Regions from separate parts of the Homo sapiens genome. Here region 1 is linked to region 2. A link is a loop called in an ENCODE intact Hi-C map of the cell type or tissue named here. Cell type or tissue: OCI-LY7. All regions are shown on one strand. Links, peaks and the distances in the headings refer to the core of each region. The heading gives the core; the rest is flanking DNA.

Region 1 (5,539 bases), core at 392-5,391, 160 kb before region 2:
CTTATTTTGTATCCTGATGAGGCATTTCTTACTAGAATCCCATAAGTGAAATATAATATTTTTCAAAGTTGATATCATTTAAAAATTTTTGGTCGTTTTAAATGTCTTTATTGACTTTAAATTCATTGCCTCTACATTATTCATTAGTTCTTCTTTTCCTAAAACTTTTTACTTGTTAAAATAGTCTGCTGCATGTAATATGTGCTTTTACTATTTGATATTTCTTCTATTTTTCTTTTGAAACCGGTGTTCTTATTGGTTTGCCATCCTTGTTCATTACAACTGTTTTTTGTTTGTTTGTTTGTTTTTTGGTTTGTTTGTTTTTTTTTTTTTTGAGACGGAGTCTCGCTCTGTCGCCCAGGCTGGAGTGCAGTGGCGCGATCTCAGCTCACTGCAACCTCCGCCTCCCAGGTTCAAGCGATTCTCCTGCCTCAGCCTCCAGAGTATCTGGGACTACAGTTGCATGTCACCACGTTCGGCTAATTTTTGTATTTTCAGTAGAGACGGGTTTCATCATGGTGGCCAGGATGGTCTATCTCTTGACCTCGTGATCCACCCCACTCAGCCTCCCAAATTGCTGGGATTTACAGGCATGAGCCACCGCACCCAGCCTACAATAATTTTCTTAAACTTTACCTTTTATTTTAAAGTTCTAGTTTCCCGGCATTGATAGTTCCCTATTTGAAATATAATGTTTCTCTTGTAAGTGATATGATAAATAAACCCCTAATTAGCCTTAGAAGAAAAACCACTGCAAGATATTAAGCGTGTGTAAATGGGCTTTAGTCTGGAAACCAAAAAAAAAAAAAAAATTTAGTCATTCTATAGGATCATGTGAAAATATTTAATTTGCTCCTTTTAATTCTGTATAAACAAATCAGAGGTTCCTGAGGTTCCTGTTAAATTTTTAATGGCTAATAGCCCAGTGCCATCCAGTTGAAAAAACAACAGCAATCACAAAGTAGAGGTTTATATTGTGCGGCTTTTATATTCAGCTATTAGAGTGTTATTGGTAGTGTCTAGCCTTTTCCTCCACGACATTCCTTGACTTAATCCATTTGGGCCTATTATAGACAAAATAGAGCTTCTTTCTAGATATAAGGTCTTTGAGGCAGGGCTCAGTGGCTCATTCCTGTAATCCCAGCACTTTGGGAGGCCAAGGCGGGCAGATCACCTTAGGTCACGAGTTTGAGACCAGCCTGACCAACGTTAAGTAACCCCGTCTTTACTAAAAATACAAAATTAGCCAGGCATGGTGGCACATGCTTGTAATCCCAGCTACTCGGGAGGCTGAGGCAGGAGAATCGCTTGAACCCAGGAGGTGGAAGTTGCTTTGAGCCGAGATTGCACCATTGTACTCCAGCCTGGGCAATAAGAGCAAAACTCCATCAAAATAAAATAAAATAAAATATAAAATAACTTAAAAAGAACTTTGAATAAAATTCTATGAAAAAAGACACTAGAATGCTGTTCTTAATTTTAATAGTGTTAAGATAGGTGTTAGTGTGGTCTGTTCTTTACCTCCCTTTATTTGGTGCAGAGAAGTTAGATCCTGCTAAATTTCAATTAAGAGGGGACCTTAAAATAAGGATCAATCTCTTATTTAACCCTGTAAGTTACTTTAAAGCTAATACAAGAAAAACAAAGACAAGTGAAAGTAAGGAAACAGAAATTGCAAAGAGTAAATGAAAGAAAAAAACTTTCAAGTGGTCGGAATTGAAAGGCACTGGAAAACGTTTCAGGTTCTACCCATCTGAGTTTATTTATGCATGTCCTAATACAGGCAGTATTTATTGCTTGTCTGATTTGTCACTCACAGATGATTAGGACATAGTTCCTATCCTTAAGTAGCCCACACATTGAAGAAGAAATAGATTTGCATGAATTAAGAAGCAATAATATTTGCAGGGCAATCATAGTTGTATACACAAGTTTTTATGAGAGAATAGAGGAGGGACAGCTTAAATGCATTATACAAGATTACAGAGTGATGATTCTCCTTAATCAGTGTGATGAGATTTTGAAGTTTGTTGAGGAAGGTGTGAAACATATTTTCTTTGTCTGTTTTGGTGTTCTTATCCCGATGTTTCTGGAAAAGTAAAATCTCCTGTTACTTTGGTGATCCCAGATGTCAGCAACATTTTCCCTTTGATTCTTGACATTGTGTGAGAGTTGTGTCTGAGATGAAAGGACTAGTAGAGAGCTAAATTTAGCACAGTGAGGTGGACAGAGTTATTGCTAGAAACATATTTTCAAGTGTTGAATTTTTAACTTTTCCCAAAAAGAATTGAAGAATCTCAACAATGTGACTATTTCTCTGTCTCAACATTAATTTTTACAAGACAAACGAAAATAAACATGAAAAATTTAAATGAGGCACTAAAGGAAATTGTCTGAATACACACACCCAAATGGGTACAACTACTGAAATCTGGTGGAGGCCACACGGTGGCGCTGCAGGCTAAAGAGACGGTTTGGGAATTGCTCTGAGGATGCTATGCAAGTCACTAATAAAGGAAGACACGGACAGATGAACTTAAAAGAGAAGCTTTAGCTGCCAAAGATTGGGAAAGGGAAAGGACAAAAAAGACCCCTGGGCTACACGGCGTAGGTGCAGGGTTTCCTACTGCTGTTCTTTTATGCTGGGAGCTGTGGCTGTAACCAACTAGGAAATAACGTATGCAGCAGCTATGGCTGTCAGAGAGTTGTGCTTCCCAAGACAAAGGCAAGTCCTGTTTCTTTTTCTTTTTTGGGGAGTGTCCTTGGCAGGTTCTGGGTTTGGACGTTATTCGGTGACTGAGGAAACAGAGAAAGGATCCTTTGTGGTCAATCTGGCAAAGGATCTGGGACTAGCAGAGGGGGAGCTGGCTGCAAGGGGAACCAGGGTGGTTTCCGATGATAACAAACAATACCTGCTCCTGGATTCACATACCGGGAATTTGCTCACAAATGAGAAACTGGACCGAGAGAAGCTGTGTGGCCCTAAAGAGCCCTGTATGCTGTATTTCCAAATTTTAATGGATGATCCCTTTCAGATTTACCGGGCTGAGCTGAGAGTCAGGGATATAAATGATCACGCGCCAGTATTTCAGGACAAAGAAACAGTCTTAAAAATATCAGAAAATACAGCTGAAGGGACAGCATTTAGACTAGAAAGAGCACAGGATCCAGATGGAGGACTTAACGGTATCCAAAACTACACGATCAGCCCCAACTCTTTTTTCCATATTAACATTAGTGGCGGTGATGAAGGCATGATATATCCAGAGCTAGTGTTGGACAAAGCACTGGATCGGGAGGAGCAGGGAGAGCTCAGCTTAACCCTCACAGCGCTGGATGGTGGGTCTCCATCCAGGTCTGGGACCTCTACTGTACGCATCGTTGTCTTGGACGTCAATGACAATGCCCCACAGTTTGCCCAGGCTCTGTATGAGACCCAGGCTCCAGAAAACAGCCCCATTGGGTTCCTTATTGTTAAGGTATGGGCAGAAGATGTAGACTCTGGAGTCAACGCGGAAGTATCCTATTCATTTTTTGATGCCTCAGAAAATATTCGAACAACCTTTCAAATCAATCCTTTTTCTGGGGAAATCTTTCTCAGAGAATTGCTTGATTATGAGTTAGTAAATTCTTACAAAATAAATATACAGGCAATGGACGGTGGAGGCCTTTCTGCAAGATGTAGGGTTTTAGTGGAAGTATTGGACACCAATGACAATCCCCCTGAACTGATCGTATCATCATTTTCCAACTCTGTTGCTGAGAATTCTCCTGAGACGCCGCTGGCTGTTTTTAAGATTAATGACAGAGACTCTGGAGAAAATGGAAAGATGGTTTGCTACATTCAAGAGAATCTGCCATTCCTACTAAAACCTTCTGTGGAGAATTTTTACATCCTAATTACAGAAGGCGCGCTGGACAGAGAGATCAGAGCCGAGTACAACATCACTATCACCGTCACTGACTTGGGGACACCCAGGCTGAAAACCGAGCACAACATAACGGTCCTGGTCTCCGACGTCAATGACAACGCCCCCGCCTTCACCCAAACCTCCTACACCCTGTTCGTCCGCGAGAACAACAGCCCCGCCCTGCACATCGGCAGCGTCAGCGCCACAGACAGAGACTCGGGCACCAACGCCCAGGTCACCTACTCGCTGCTGCCGCCCCAAGACCCGCACCTGCCCCTCGCCTCCCTGGTCTCCATCAACGCGGACAACGGCCACCTGTTCGCCCTCAGGTCGCTGGACTACGAGGCCCTGCAGGCTTTCGAGTTCCGCGTGGGCGCCACAGACCGCGGCTCCCCCGCGCTGAGCAGAGAGGCGCTGGTGCGCGTGCTGGTGCTGGACGCCAACGACAACTCGCCCTTCGTGCTGTACCCGCTGCAGAACGGCTCCGCGCCCTGCACCGAGCTGGTGCCCCGGGCGGCCGAGCCGGGCTACCTGGTGACCAAGGTGGTGGCGGTGGACGGCGACTCGGGCCAGAACGCCTGGCTGTCGTACCAGCTGCTCAAGGCCACGGAGCCCGGGCTGTTCGGTGTGTGGGCGCACAATGGGGAGGTGCGCACCGCCAGGCTGCTGAGCGAGCGCGACGCAGCCAAGCACAGGCTCGTGGTGCTTGTCAAGGACAATGGCGAGCCTCCTCGCTCGGCCACCGCCACGCTGCACTTGCTCCTGGTGGACGGCTTCTCCCAGCCCTACCTGCCTCTCCCGGAGGCGGCCCCGGCCCAGGCCCAGGCCGAGGCCGACTTGCTCACCGTCTACCTGGTGGTGGCGTTGGCCTCGGTGTCTTCGCTCTTCCTCCTCTCGGTGCTCCTGTTCGTGGCGGTGCGGCTGTGCAGGAGGAGCAGGGCGGCCTCGGTGGGTCGCTGCTCGGTGCCCGAGGGTCCTTTTCCAGGGCATCTGGTGGACGTGAGGGGCGCTGAGACCCTGTCCCAGAGCTACCAGTATGAGGTGTGTCTGACGGGAGGCCCCGGGACCAGTGAGTTCAAGTTCTTGAAACCAGTTATTTCGGATATTCAGGCACAGGGCCCTGGGAGGAAGGGTGAAGAAAATTCCACCTTCCGAAATAGCTTTGGATTTAATATTCAGTAAAGTCTGTTTTTAGTTTCATATACTTTTGGTGTGTTACATAGCCATGTTTCTATTAGTTTACTTTTAAATCTCAAATTTAAGTTATTATGCAACTTCAAGCATTATTTTCAAGTAGTATACCCCTGTGGTTTTACAATGTTTCATCATTTTTTTGCATTAATAACAACTGGGTTTAATTTAATGAGTATTTTTTTCTAAATGATAGTGTTAAGGTTTTAATTCTTTCCAACTGCCCAAGGAATTAATTACTATTATATCTCATTACAGAAATCTGAGGTTTTGATTCATTTCAGAGCTTGCATCTCATGATTCTAATCACTTCTGTCTATAGTGTACTTGCTCTATTTAAGAAGGCATATCTACATTTCCAAACTCATTCTAACATTCTATATATTCGTGTTTGAAAACCATGTCATTTATTTCTACATCATGTATTTAAAAAGAAA
Region 2 (5,539 bases), core at 141-5,140:
CTGACACCGGAAATGGCTCCCCCTCAGGATCTGCTGTGTGATGATCCTTCTATGGTTGTATGTGCCAGTAATGAAGATCACAAAATCGCTTATGACCCTTCTTTGTCTTCGCACGTGAGTTTCTGCAAATCTAGTTAAATTTTATATATGGCGGCCGGGCGCGGTGGCTCAAGCCTGTAATCCCAGCACTTAACCAGGCTGAGGCAGGTGGATCACTTGAGGTCAGGAGTTTGAGACCAGCATAGCCAAGATGGTAAAACCCGGTCTACTAAAATTACAAAAATTAGTTGGGTGTGGTGGCACGCGCCTGTAGTCCCAGTTACTCAGGAAGCTGAGACAGGAGGATCGCTTGAGCCCGGGAGGTGGAGATTGTAGTGAGCCAAGAGTGTGCCACTGCACTCCAGCCTGGGTGATGGGAGGGAAACTGTCTAAAAAAACAAACAAACAAAAATTATATATTGCATTTTCTTCTCATTGGTGTATAAGTAATTTTGATTTTCTTTCATTGTTCTAGTGATGGTATCTACTGCGGGAGGGGGTACTAGATAGATGGAGATTGCTTTCTTGATTGCTCAGTAGTCTTGGCAATTTAATTTTCAATCTTTACTGTTGGCATTTCTGTATGGTTGGCAAATCTTGCTAAAGAGACCTGTTTCCTAGATGTTAACACTTAGTAATAGCAGTGCCTTTTCTTAGTTGATATGCAATACTATATTTTCAAGTCATTTTATTCTTAGCTCTTTATAAATGTATTTAGAGTTCTTCCCACCCAAGTTAAAGTTCATCAATTACATTAATTATGTAATTGATGTAATTATGTATTAATGTAATTATGTAATTAATGTAATCTTCATCAATTACATTCTAGTTTGTCTTTTTGCAGCAACATGTATGTTTAATACAGCCTTCCAATTATTAAGACTCTTAACACTTTGTCTCATCACAAGTAGCAAATATTGTCCAATTTTATATTTGCATCACTAACTTTGAGTCAATATTATTCCCACTCTATAATTTCAGTCAATGATATTTCATAATTTTCTTAACCATTCCTAAATTATTTGTTTTTATGCTCTTTCTATTTTGTCTCTATTAAAACAAAGAATGTAATGAACATTTGGGTTTATAAAGCGTTTTCCATACTTCTTGTTTCTTTAGTGTAGATTTCTGAGGAATTAGTTAAATCTATAAACATGTTGAGATTTTTTTAATGCATACTGTCAAATTTATTTCCAAACATCTTATTTCACCTCTCAATCATCCGCAGTTTGTGCGGTCTTTGAGGATTGTGAAAAACACGTTTAATCTACTCTCTCAAAGTCTGAGGGTTTTTAAATTCTGTATAGCTAATGCCCTTTTGTATGAGTCATTTCTACTGCTAATTGTTAAGTGAGGAATAAGCTTAAGAACTGATGTACTGCTTTATCTCAAATTTTCACAGATTAGTAAATTACTGTAAGTATTCATAAGAAAGAAAGCGATGGCACATGCAATGATAATCCATGTTCGGCTACCAAAACATTTCCTTTTACTGGCTATTTCTAAAATGAGAGCTAAAGTAAAGTTAGAAATTGTAAAATAATACTGAATGTGTCATGTGAAAAAATCACTAAACTATTATCTGCACTTTATAGTTATTCAGTCTAACTTTTCTTTTTATTTCTTTTTTATTTTTAAGATCAGAGTTATTTACCCATTGTTTTAGGCTTTGCATTTGAACTGGTCATTCATGAAACATTGAAAGGTTTCATAAAAATTACTACTCTATGAAAGGTATTGTTCTAAAGATTGAGAACACATTGTGAACAAGATAGTCATATGCATAGCTTGTGGCCAAGAATCTACTGTACACAAAATTAAGGAGCAAATTCTCTTCCCAAACCTATTATCCTATTTGTCAATCTCATTTGTACAGGGTAAGGCTAACTCTTGAACAGTAGGTGAGTTTTTTGCAAGGGAATTGAAGCATTGCCCCAGGTTCTAGAGGGTCAACTCCTGTGAGGAAACTTGTTACTGCATAAATTGGGACTAAAGCCAGACCTCCAAGTTCCTGTCCCACTGTCTTTTCACTTATCTGTCTCATCCATTTTTCAAGTCCACCTTTGTCTTTAGGAGAGATAATTATGTCCCTCACACAATACGCTATACTGAGAATGGGCTGTGGGGATGAACAATGTGAAAACTGAAAAGAGGAAGAACACATCTTAGGAAAAAAATCGTCATATTTTCTCTAAGAAAATAAATAACTTCATAAAGTTTATTGTACAGGAAGACTTGGATCATTCTTGAATTTTCATTGCAAATCAAAAACAGGAATTTGACTTTATTATCTTGGGAGAAATAGGAATAGAAAAGTGTATAAAAAATAAACTTTTTTTAACCAAGAATAAATTGCAGTAACAGGTTAAGACTCTGGGTGTCGCTGTTCACCAATCAGGGGGAAAAGACAAACCAGAAATTTAATCAGAATCACAAGATTTCTGCAGCACAAAGCACTGGCTCTGGAGCTTTATGAAAGCTTCAAGCGGAAGCCCTGAGAGCTCTGGCTGTGAATGCACTTTATTTTGGACCCAGAAGATCCTGGGGCTCCTCAGGCCTCGACAGAGGGAAAACCGAAGCACAGGCGACTCCGCGGCGGGGTTGTAATGGCGGCGCCTCCTGCTCGCCCAGACCACACCCGGCTGCTCCAGATCTGCCTTCTCCTGGGGGTTCTGGTGGAAATCAGGGCCGAACAGATTCTCTACTCGGTGTTTGAGGAGCAGGAAGAAGGCTCAGTGGTGGGCAACATCGCCAAGGACCTGGGGTTGGCGCCCCGGGAGCTGGCGGAGCGCGGAGTCCGCATCGTCTCCAGAGGTAGGACGCAGCTTTTCGCCCTGAACCCGCGCAGCGGCACCTTGGTCACCGCGGGTAGGATAGACAGGGAGGAGCTCTGCGACAGATCTCCAAACTGTGTGACAAACCTGGAGATTCTTCTAGAAGATACAGTGAAGATTTTGCGGGTAGAGGTGGAAATAATCGATGTTAATGATAACCCACCCAGTTTTGGGACAGAACAGAGGGAAATAAAAGTTGCTGAAAATGAAAATCCTGGGGCAAGATTTCCTCTTCCTGAAGCTTTTGATCCGGATGTAGGTGTAAACTCCCTGCAGGGTTACCAGCTCAACTCAAACGGTTACTTTTCCCTGGACGTGCAAAGTGGGGCCGATGGGATTAAGTACCCAGAGCTGGTGCTGGAACGCGCTCTAGATCGCGAGGAAGAGGCGGTTCACCACCTCGTTCTCACGGCCTTCGATGGAGGTGACCCGGTTCGCTCTGGCACTGCCAGGATTCTCATAATACTTGTGGATACCAACGATAATGCTCCCGTGTTCACTCAGCCCGAGTACCACGTAAGTGTTCGTGAGAACGTTCCTGTAGGCACTCGGCTACTCACCGTAAAAGCCACTGATCCAGATGAAGGAGCCAATGGAGACGTGACGTATTCTTTCCGGAAAGTAAGAGACAAAATATCACAGCTATTTCAGTTGAATTCTCTGAGTGGGGATATAACAATATTGGGGGGTCTAGATTATGAGGACTCTGGATTCTATGACATAGATGTAGAAGCCCATGATGGGCCTGGTCTCCGAGCTAGAAGCAAGGTACTGGTGACAGTTCTGGATGAAAATGACAACGCACCAGAAGTCACAGTTACATCTCTCACCAGCTCAGTCCAGGAATCTTCTTCCCCGGGTACAGTAATTGCACTTTTCAACGTGCATGACAGTGACTCAGGAGGAAATGGCCTAGTCACATGTTCTATTCCAGATAATCTGCCATTCACACTTGAAAAGACCTATGGAAATTATTATCGGTTGTTGACACACAGAACACTGGACAGGGAAGAAGTCTCAGAATATAACATCACTGTAACTGCCACTGACCAGGGAACTCCTCCACTGTCTACAGAAACTCATATTTCACTGCAAGTGATGGACATCAATGACAACCCACCCACTTTCCCTCATGCTTCCTACTCTGCTTACATTCCTGAAAACAACCCCAGAGGAGCCTCCATCTTATCTATGACTGCTCAAGACCCTGACAGTGGTGACAATGCCCGAATCACTTACTCCCTGGCCGAAGACACCTTCCAGGGTGCACCTCTGTCCTCCTATGTCTCCATCAACTCCAATACAGGGATCCTATATGCTCTTTGCTCCTTCGACTATGAGCAGTTTAGAGACCTGCAGCTGCTGATGACAGCCAGTGACAGTGGAGACCCTCCACTCAGCAGCAATGTGTCACTGAGCCTCTTTGTGCTGGACCAGAACGACAATGTCCCTGAGATCCTGTACCCCACCTTCCCTACTGATGGCTCCACTGGTGTGGAGCTGGCACCCCGCTCCGCAGATTCCGGCTACCTGGTGACCAAAGTGGTGGCAGTGGACAGAGACTCAGGTCAGAATGCCTGGCTGTCCTACAGCCTACTCAAGTCCAGCGAGCCGGGACTATTTGCAGTGGGGCTGCACACAGGCGAGGTGCGCACCGCACGGGCCCTGCTGGACAGAGACGCGCTCAAGCAGAGGCTTGTAGTGGTCGTCCAGGACCATGGCCAGCCCCCTCTCTCGGCCACCGTCACACTCACTGTGGCTGTGGCCGACAGCATCCCAGATGTCCTGGCTGACTTGGGCAGCCTCAAGCCTTCAGCAGACCCAGACGACTCGGGCCTCACACTCTATCTCGTGGTGGCAGTGGCCGCTGTCTCCTGCGTCTTCCTGGCTTTTGTCACGGTGCTGCTAGCACTCAAGCTGAGACGCTGGCACAAGTCACGCCTGCTTCACGCTGAAGGCAGCAGGTTGGCAGGTGTGCCTGCCTCGCACTTTGTGGGCGTGGACGGGGTTCGGGCTTTCCTGCAGACCTATTCCCACGAGGTCTCCCTCACCGCGGACTCGCGGAAGAGTCACCTGATCTTCTCCCAACCCAGCTATGCAGACACGCTCATCAGCCGGGAGAGTTGTGAGAAAAGCGAGCCTCTTCTGATAACTCAGGATTTACTTGAAACAAAAGGAGACCCTAATCTTCAGGTGAGTCAATCTTATAATAGATCATACCACACTGAAATATAGACAAAGAGTTGTGTAAATGTCTCTCATTTTATATGTAATATATCAAATAAAGTTGCCTCTTTTAATATTTTATTGCTTTAAAGAAAACTGGTGGATGACCTTCCAATAATGATCAACAGTATTTACCACACAAAAATGTTGTTTATTACTTATCCTTTTTGGTCTTCATTCAGTTGTAGTTTCAGCCAGAATTTTCTAATTTTACAACTCTGAGCCACCTCATTTCCTTAAATTTCCTTTTCTGTGCTGGGTGTGGTGGCTCACACCTGTAATCCTAACACTTTGGGAGTGTGAGGAGGACGGATTGCCTGAGCTCAGGAGTTCGAGACCAGTCTGGGCAACATGGTGAAACCCAGTCTCTACTAAAATACAAAAAGTTAGCTAGGCGTGGTGGTGTGTGCCCGTAGTCCCAGCTACCCTGGAGGCTGAGG

The links. Peaks named below come from ENCODE experiments on the same cell type or tissue, not always from the same donor. Only the 100,000 strongest peaks of a DNase experiment are listed, where the experiment ranks them.
Region 1: a loop joins it to region 2, with 2.8 times the contacts of the local background. A loop is called at or near these places in 2 of 110 quality-filtered maps.

The regions. Positions count from the first base shown.
Region 1 is chr5:141,189,863-141,195,401 of GRCh38, forward strand. PCDHB9 (protocadherin beta 9) reads left to right here. Exons shown (of 1, transcript NM_019119.5): 1 at 1-1,679. PCDHB10 (protocadherin beta 10) reads left to right here and starts at 2,491. Exons shown (of 1, transcript NM_018930.4): 1 at 2,491-5,539. The coding sequence starts at 2,691. The coding sequence ends at 5,093. It also overlaps PCDHB@. RefSeq lists an enhancer at 4,354-4,879. In OCI-LY7, for the core only: CTCF peaks have their summits at 2,431 (motif pointing right) and 2,635; a DNase peak (open chromatin) is centred at 2,459.
Region 2 is chr5:141,352,556-141,358,094 of GRCh38, forward strand. The region is part of intron 1 of PCDHGA1 (protocadherin gamma subfamily A, 1); the gene reads left to right. The region is part of intron 1 of PCDHGA2 (protocadherin gamma subfamily A, 2); the gene reads left to right. The region is part of intron 1 of PCDHGA3 (protocadherin gamma subfamily A, 3); the gene reads left to right. It overlaps PCDHGB1 (protocadherin gamma subfamily B, 1), which reads left to right. Exons shown (of 4, transcript NM_018922.3): 1 at 1-114. It also overlaps PCDHGA4 and PCDHG@. In OCI-LY7, for the core only: CTCF peaks have their summits at 2,415 and 2,614; a DNase peak (open chromatin) is centred at 2,426.